3 separate regions of the Homo sapiens genome follow, and regions 2 and 3 are each linked to region 1. Evidence: chromatin contacts called from ENCODE Hi-C or POLR2A ChIA-PET data. All regions are on one chromosome and are shown on one strand. The core of a region is the stretch at or near the end of the contact, and the rest is flanking DNA. Distances in the headings are between cores, read along the strand shown.

What was found. A loop is a pair of places that touch in the nucleus more often than their neighbours do. ChIA-PET counts read pairs that join two places held with the same protein, here RNA polymerase II (POLR2A). Pooled maps may share reads with other maps.
Region 2: a loop to region 1 is called in a pooled map, with 4 times the contacts of the local background. The contact joins the enhancer-like site here to the promoter of ARRDC1-AS1 in region 1. A Hi-C loop is called at or near these places in 1 of 37 single-sample maps with no recorded cell type and 6 of 50 pooled maps. POLR2A ChIA-PET finds 5 or more read pairs at or near these places in 8 of 52 experiments (Caco-2, GM10248, HEK293 and 5 more).
Region 3: a loop to region 1 is called in a pooled map, with 5 times the contacts of the local background. The contact joins the promoter of NRARP here to the promoter of ARRDC1-AS1 in region 1. A Hi-C loop is called at or near these places in 1 of 37 single-sample maps with no recorded cell type and 10 of 50 pooled maps. POLR2A ChIA-PET finds 5 or more read pairs at or near these places in 1 of 52 experiments (Caco-2).

What each region holds. Positions count from the first base shown.
Region 1 is chr9:137,617,581-137,620,187 of GRCh38, forward strand. ARRDC1-AS1 (ARRDC1 antisense RNA 1) reads right to left here and starts at 1,315. Exons shown (of 3, transcript NR_122035.1): 1 at 951-1,315; 2 at 354-611. EHMT1 (euchromatic histone lysine methyltransferase 1) reads left to right here and starts at 1,425. Exons shown (of 27, transcript NM_024757.5): 1 at 1,425-1,469. The coding sequence starts at 1,449. RefSeq lists enhancers at 1,118-1,167, 1,833-2,551 and a silencer at 1,208-1,507.
Region 2 is chr9:137,128,415-137,131,021 of GRCh38, forward strand. No RefSeq gene overlaps it. Among named protein-coding and RNA genes, the nearest start is that of GRIN1, 9.4 kb to the right of the region's middle. RefSeq lists an enhancer at 1-6 and silencers at 997-1,076, 1,437-1,946. Within about 2 kb of position 1,322, at least 35 of the 41 ENCODE cell types and tissues checked have a DNase peak (open chromatin) inside an H3K27ac peak, as active enhancers do; they include OCI-LY7 and PC-9, where a contact is called at or near this core.
Region 3 is chr9:137,300,982-137,303,588 of GRCh38, forward strand. NRARP (NOTCH regulated ankyrin repeat protein) reads right to left here and starts at 1,290. Exons shown (of 1, transcript NM_001004354.3): 1 at 1-1,290. The coding sequence starts at 947. The coding sequence ends at 603. RefSeq lists silencers at 148-197, 318-377, 448-527, 1,210-1,849 and an enhancer at 589-1,507.

The DNA.
Region 1 (2,607 bases), core at 65-2,564:
TTTTAACTAGGGAGGAGAGGGAAGGCTTCCCTTAAGAGGTGATATTTCAACTCAAGGATGGTAAAGAGGGAAGCCACAAAGACACTCGAAATAAAGGTTTCAGGGAAGGGACAGACAGCAGGGGTGGCGGAGAGGTGGGTGCGGGGCAGGAGGGCCATGAAGGCGCTCGTGTCTCCTGCGAGGGCTCAGGGTGCTCGGCCTGTCATAAATGGACTTAGGCTTTGACAGAGCAGTTTAGCTGCCCTAAAGAAACCTGGGAAGGTTCCCTTGGCACTTGGGATTGTCCGTTTCCTTTTCTGTCTATGTGCGCTGTCTATGCTGGACTTGAGATAATTCTCCGGAGTCCGACTCACCAGGAGACTCGGGTGTCACCCAGATTGACCTTCAAGGCTCATTTCTTGTCAGTCCAGTACCCGTCCCCTCGGTTCACACGACCATCCAGAAACCTCAAATTCAGTCCATGCTTCTTGTTTTGGGTCTCGGGGCTGGGATAAGGCGGGCTGACCACCGCGGGGCATGTAGGTAGTTTCCGTGGTGCTGGGGGCGCTCTCCAGGGAAGGCTACTTGGTCTGCAGAAAAGGCCTTGACTTGTGCATACCTGGGCAGCGGGCCTATGAGTGGCAGCGAGAGCGGGGTAACCAGAGAGGGCACACCCCCCAACCGGAGCGCCCCCCAGGTTGGCATCTCCACAACTGTAGAACCTCCCCCATCAGGGCAACCCTCCCGATTGGGACACCGCCCCCAGCCAGACACATCCTCCTAGCAGAACACCCATGCTTAGCCGGAGCCGCTCCCCCGCCAGACACCTCCCCACCGGGAAACCCTCCCCAGTGGGACACCCCAGCCAGTCCAGGTATTCCCGCCGTTAGGGACACCCCCTCCAGCCGGAGCATACCCTCGGCAGGGGCATTCCTCCCAACCGAGGGAACCCCGCCGCAACGGGAACCTGCCTGAACCAGAGCACCCTCCCGCGCCGGGGACACCCCACAGGCGGCTCCCGCGCCAGGCCGCGGCCCAGGGAGTCAGCCTTCCGCGCAAGCCGGCGAAATCAAAGTGCGTCCGGGGTTAGAGGTCAGAGGTCGGAGCCGCGGGTCTTTCTCCTTCTTCGGCCAGCCCACCAAAACGTCAATTTAGAATGAGACATGTGTTGAAAATGGGACGGCTACTCCCCATCCACTACTACGACTCTGGCGGGCGGGTTCTCCAGCTCCAGGTCTCCTACCCCGCGGGCGCGCGTTCCGGTTCCGGCCGCCGCAGGCCCGGCGCCTGGGGCGCCGCACGCCTGGTTCCAGTGCGCAGGCGCCGCACCGGTCGAGCTCCAACGCGCAGGCGCGGGCGCAGGCGCAGGCGCAGACGTAGGCGATCGGCCCCGCCCCGACTCTGGGCCGCGAGGCGCGGGCGGGGCGATGGCGCGCGGGAGGGGCGGGGCCACGCTGCGGGCCCGGGCCATGGCCGCCGCCGATGCCGAGGTGAGCAGCGGGGCCGGCGGGGGGCGGCGCGGGGGCGGCGGGCAGCGGCGGAGGCGGCGCGGGGGCGAAGAACCGGGCGGGGCGGCGGCAGGCGGCCGGCGGGCGGGCGGGGCCCCGGGTCCCCCCGCCGCCGCCGCCGCCGCTGCCGCCGCCTCAGGCCGAGGCCGGGCCGAGGCCGCCGGGCGTCCGGCCCGCGCTCCCGCCGGGCGCGCTTTGTGCGCGGCGCGGGCCGGGCGGCGGCTGGGGGAGCGGGCGGGGGCGCAGGTGAGGGAGGCGACCGCGTACCTGTGCCCGCGCCCCCCACGGACCCCGTGCCGCCGCCGCCGCCCGCAAGCCGGATCTGCGGGGAGGGCCTCGGCCAGGGTGCCGGGGAGGTGCGGAGGACAAAAGGAAAAGTAGCGGGGCCGGCCAACTTTGGAGCGCCGGCCGAGGCGAGGCTGTCCCTCCTCTCGGAGCTCTTCCTTCGCTTCGTTGACCTTTCACTTTGTTCTGAGTAGGATGGCACCATCTTTAACGAAAAGTTGGCCAGTCCCGGCGTGTTTCTCCCCAGACAATGCTGCTCCAGCCCTGCTGGCTGTCAGAAGCAGGAAAGCACGCTCGGTGGGAAGCTTGCGGACTCAAGTTTATTTCCAAACCAGCAGCTTTAAAGGGCTCTCGATGTAAAAAGTTCACATTCTTTTGTTAATGGTCTCGGCCTTCCCCGTGCTCATTCTCAAGGATAGTTTGTTTCCTTGCTTAGGAAAGGAAGCAGCGTAGAGATTAAAGTCTTGCGAGTGGACCACTGGCGTCCCTCTGAAGGAAAAGCAAGCAGGAGGTGGTGTGTCCGTGGAGATGCAGAAATAGTGTGGTCCTAGGGCTGAGATAAGGGACCGGTTTGGAGAAAACTGTCAGCGTAGAAGTATTTCTTTGAAATTAACTGTCTAGTAACAGTTGAGACTTCTAAAGCTTAGAAAGTTAAGGTGTAGTAAGAAGCCGTACAGTATCCTGGTGCATAGACTTAACACTGTATTTTAACTCAGGTAATGTATGGCCTTTTTGTTTATTTTTTTCCTGCATTTTTGGGGGGTGTTGAAATAAGTAAACTGGGAAGGTGCAGGGGAATTCTTAAATTCAATGCAAGGAGTTTTTGCTGAGTATC
Region 2 (2,607 bases), core at 72-2,571, 490 kb before region 1:
TGGCTGGCTTCTCACCAGCCTCTCCTACAAATCTGTTTTATTCATCTCTGCAGTCAGAACTAAAACGGCAACTGGCCACGGTAGGCGTTCAAGGAGAATGAAACAAAGAATATGCCTGTTTCTTCCCAGCCAAGAATAGGTTGTGCTCCCAGAGACAGACACAAAAGGGACTCAGAAAGGCATGCTCTGAGTTGAGAGTCTCAACTGAATCTCAGTGACTCTCCGACTGAGAGTCTATAACGCCCTTAAGCCAAAGACCACTGCAAACACGCCTGTAGTTAAACAAGTTGGGTCTTTTACTCTACGTACAAACACACCAGGTTGAGACGTTGAGGTGTCTCAGCAACAGGGTGTTCGGAGGAAACTATTACAGGATTTCACCTGTAGTTGGGTGATTTGGGGGATGATCTAAGGAAGGAGGATTTGGTTCTAGATTAGACGCACGCTGGAGCCCAGGAGGTCGAGGCCGCAGTGGGCCATGATCGCCACTGCGCTCCAGCCTGGGCGACTAAGCGAGACCTTGCCACAAAAACATAAAAAAAGATTAGACGCTGTGGGAAGGAAGAGGGTAATTCTCAGCTTATGATCGCTGCATGTGACAGGGTGAGCTGTGCGTTCCCTGCTTAGAATCAAGAAGAGGTCTTAGTTCATCTCACTTTGTCGTGGTGTCTGCGTGGCGCTTCATGCCTCACAGAACATGGGCTGGCTACGAGGGTCAAACCAGGCCACAGCAACGCGTCAGGGGCCGCTTGCTTTCTTAGGAGCAACAGGTCCAGAGGCTTCCGCTCCAAGAGGGACTGGGGCCTGGGCCAGGACCTTGCCGAAAAGCAAACGAAGCCCAGACAACCTGCTGGGGCTCCAACCCTTCCTCCCACCACCACCGCCCCGCAGAATTTGGGTCGCTGAGACCGCTGCAGGCGTGCCGACCACGGCTGCCCCGGCCCGGAAAGCAGATTTGCCCCTTTTTGCGGGGTAAGGGTGGAGAGGGCGGCGTCGGGGGGAGTCGAGTCTGCCCGCCCAGGCCCCGCTCGGAGCCGCAGGCTGGGAGGGCGGCGGGCGCAGCGACCCCGGGCCTCGGTCCGCCCGGCGCGGTCCTCACCCTGCAGCACAAGAGCCGCCGGCAGTTCTTGCTGTTGCCGTAGCTCTCGCCAAAGCTCTGCGTCACCGAAATGAAGTCCTGATGAAGCAGCGGCGGCGGATGCGTGGAAGGGGGCCTCGAGGAACCACCGGCGGCATCAGGAGACCCGGTCCTGTAAAAGACTGAGAGCTCCGCCTCTCCGATACTCGCGGGCAGCCATTGCGGCGCACAGAACCGTCCGCGTGTGAGCAGCGCGCACGCGCACGCAATGCGCCTCAACCCCGCAGCCTATGCGCCTGCACTGAGAGCTCACGGCTTGCGGCGCCTGCGTCTACCCCGCGCGCAGTCGCCACGGCAACAGGGCGGGCCTTGGTTCTGCTTCGGGCGTGGTCGGTGCATGGTCCTCCAGCACTGTTCGCCCCGCGGGTCTGGTCCTGGGTTCCTTTCGCCTCCTGTCGTCGGACGGCACCGGCTTTGCCCACGGCCTCGCGGGGAGACGCAGACACCCGGGACCCGGGGAGGCGCCCGGGCGCCGCCGCCATGTTGTCAGGGAGCGCCCGCTCCCAGCTCTTCGGTTCCGGGACCCGCGGCGCGGGGATGGGGCTGGGCCGCCCTTGGTAGCCGTCCTGGGCTGGGGGCCACCCTGGCCGCGTGGTCACCGGCAAGAAGCCCAGGGCCTCACCCGGGCGCGGCGTCGCGGGGGCCGAGGGAAGGACCGGACCCTCCCGAGGTCGCGGACCCGGCCGGCTGGGGCGAGGCTGGGGTGGCCCCTACCCCGAGCTAAGCTGGCCGCGCCGCATCTCACCGTCGCCGGGGCCCGAGCGCTGCGCCTGGACCGGCGCCGAGCGAGGGGGCCAAGCGGCCGGCTGGACCCACAGTCCCCGCGCCATAGGCGGGTCGGGGCTTTCAGACTCGGCTCCAGCCCTCAAACCTGGTAGCCTTGGAGGTCAGCTTGAGATGACTGCGCTTCCTGCGCGCGTTGTCCTCCCCAGAAACGCTCAAAATGGCAAAGCGGCGTCCGTGGCCGCCGGAGGCCTGTGTTCTCCCCTGCCGAACCTCACGCGCGGCCCCTCCCTCATTTTCTTCTGGCCAGGCTGCCCCCTGCCCCTTGGGCGATTCTGCTGCGTCCCACGGTCCTGGCTGTGGCATTTCTGGGTGTTTGGAGGGCTCCCCCGGCAACGACGTCTAATGTCTATAATCCCGGCCCTTTGGGAGGTCGAGGGGGGGCGGGGGATCACTTGAGGTCAGGGGTTCAAGACCAGCCTGGCCAATATAGTGAAACTCCGTCTCTACTAAAAATACAAAAAATAGCTGGGTGTGGTGGCGGTTGCCTGTAGTCCCAGCTACTCGGGAGGCTGAGGCAGGAGAATCGCTTGAACCCGGGAGGCAGAGGTTGCAGTGAGCCGAGATCGCCTCGTTGCACTCCAGCCTGGGCAACAGAGCGAGCCTCCGTCTCATAAGATTAAAAATAAATAAGAAATCACAAAAAATTAGTACGTATTTTGAGCTGAATAAAAATGGAAATATGC
Region 3 (2,607 bases), core at 40-2,539, 320 kb before region 1:
ACCAGGCGCACAAACTCCACCCACAAATGTACACACACAAGATAAATAGTTTAGAACACCAGCAACAGCGAACAGCCGAGCGTCTCCTCGGCCGCGCGCCAGCGGCGCGGACCTCGGACCTCGGGGCTGCTCCTCGGCTGCAGCCGGCATCGGCGCGTCCCGGGCCTGCGGGCGGGTCCTGAAGGCGGCGGCGGAGCGCTCCGAGTCCGCCTTCGGCTCCCGCCGCCCGCCTTTCACCTTCGGGAGAAAACATTTTGCGCAGAGGATCCGGTATCTCGGGATTCCGAACTTGCTGGTTGCGAGACTCAAATTTCAAAAGGGGCTGGAGCCCGCGCCCCGCCCCCACCCGCGAGGCGGCGGGCAGGCGAGCGGGTGGGGGCCGTGGGAAGCTGCTCCGGCCCGGCCGGGCCCGGCTAGGCCGCAGGGAGGCGCTCGGCCGGCGGGGCTGCCGGACCCTGGGGCCGGGACGCACGCGCCGTATTCGCCGTGGCCACGGGCCTTCTGGCGGGGCCTGCGAGCCGGGCGCGCACCGAGGTAGTTGGCGGGAAGGTACAGCAGAGACGACGCGGGCGCAGGGCCGGGGTCCGGGGTCCCGGCGGGCATCACCGGCCGCTGGCCGCGTACTTCGCCTTGGTGATGAGATAGAGCACGATGTCCTGGTGGCCACCGAACGCGGCGATGTGCAGCGCGCTCCAGCCGTCGCGGTTGGCCAGGCGGATGTCGGCGCCGAACTTGACCAGCAGCTTCACGAGCTCCAGGTTGCCGTCGATGACCGACTGGTGCAGCGCCGTCTGGCCCTCGGGCCCGAACGAGTTCACGTTGAACTCGCAGTTGGTCATGTTCTGCAGCAGCGACTGCAGCTCCTGCGTGTTGCCCTTGCGCACAGCCTCCTGGAAGATGCGCTGCGTCTGCGGCGCGGAGCAGGTGGACAGCTCGGCCTGGCTCATGCTGCCGCCGGGCGCGGGCCGCGGGCCGGGCCGGGGCTCAGCGCGGGCGGCGGCTGCGGCGCGGGCCCCCGGCTGTCTCGGGGCGCGCCTCGGCGCATGGAGGGCGCGGCGTCCCCGGGCCCCGCACGCCGCCTCTGGGCGCTCCGGGCGCTCGGGGCCGGGGGTCGCCGCCGCGGGGACCCCGCCGCATCCAGCCGCGCCCGGGTGGGCGACGGGGGCGCGCGCTCGGCTCGCGGGGGCCGGGCCCGGCCGGGGACGGCGGCGCCGCGCGGTCCCGGTCCCTACTCGGTTCGGCTGCGGCTCCCACGCGGTCCCAAGGCGCCTCCCCACGCGCCGCAGCACTAGCTCGCCCGCCGCGCCGGGGCGCCTTTTACCTTCTTTATATTTGCATAACAATGGCAGCCCGTGACGCGCGCGCCGGCGGCCCCGGGATTGGGCCGCGCCCACATGGGGGCGGGGCGTGGGCGGTGCCGTGCGCAGGGGTCCGGGGGCGGGTCCCGGCGGCGGCGCGCTTCGCGGCAGGGGGCGCTGGTCGCCGGCAGCGCCTGGGCGGGGGAGGCCAGGTGGCCGCCGGGGGGGTCCAGCTCCGTCGCCGCCGCCGTCCGCGCGCCCCCCGGGCGCTCCGCGTCTCTTTGCGGTCGTCCCGCCCCTTCTCCCTCCGGCCACCCGGGGAATTCCAAGCTCCCTCAGCAGCCAGACCCAGGCCTTGCCCGGTACCCGAGCGCGACCGCCAGGTGGCCCCGAGGGCGGCCTCTCCCGGGCAGGGGGTTCGCGGGCATCTCAGGCCCGTGGCGAAGGAGAGACCCCTCTGAGCGGAGAGGCGCGCGGCGACCCCGGCCAGCCCGCGCCTCCGGGCTCACCGTCCACGCGGGTGGCAACTCCAGGCCCTGACGTGGGGCCTTCAGCCACGCGGGTCCTTCCCGCGCGCGGGCAGCCTCATGGCCGCCGGCTCAGCCTATGTGTGCCCCAACCGTACTGATGCGAGGGGCCTCCGGCCGGCCACCGCGGCTTCTATCGCCTGGCGGTGAAGGGGGTTCCGCTGTCCTCTCGGGAGGAAGCCCCGGGCCGGGGCGCAGCGGGAGGGTCGGGACCGCGGCCTGCCTCCCTCTGCTGCCCACGCACCAGCATGCGGGACACATAGGTCCTGCCCAGGTGAGCAGGGCTAGGTGTGGCGCCAGGGCCAGAAGGGAATTCTGAAACGCCTGGCTTCCAAACTGTAAAACCCATTTTTATTGACCACTCTAACAATTGACCGGGAGGCACTAGCAGGGGAAGCACAGCGCATTTCCTCATTAGAGTTTTACAGTTTACAACTCGCTGTGGTCGTTGGAAATTAAGGAGGAGTGATTCTCAGGCGCGGAGCAGGAGGCCAGGCAGGCTGGGGCTTGAATTCCTTCTGAAGCCAAGCCGGGAATTCCGCGCAGGCAGCTCTGAGCTCGGGCTGGGGAGACCCCCATGCCAGGCCTTGTCTGAGGAGGCTTCCGCCCACCAGCTCCATGTCCCCACATCCGGCTCCCCACAGGGGTGTGTCCCCACCCCATGCTGTGCCCATACTGGCAGGAAAAACTGGGCAGGCTCCCTTCGGGACAGACCCTGGCTGACCGGAGCAGGGTCCTGAGGCCCTGGGGTCCTCCTGGTGGGCTGGGAACCTCTGTCCCTC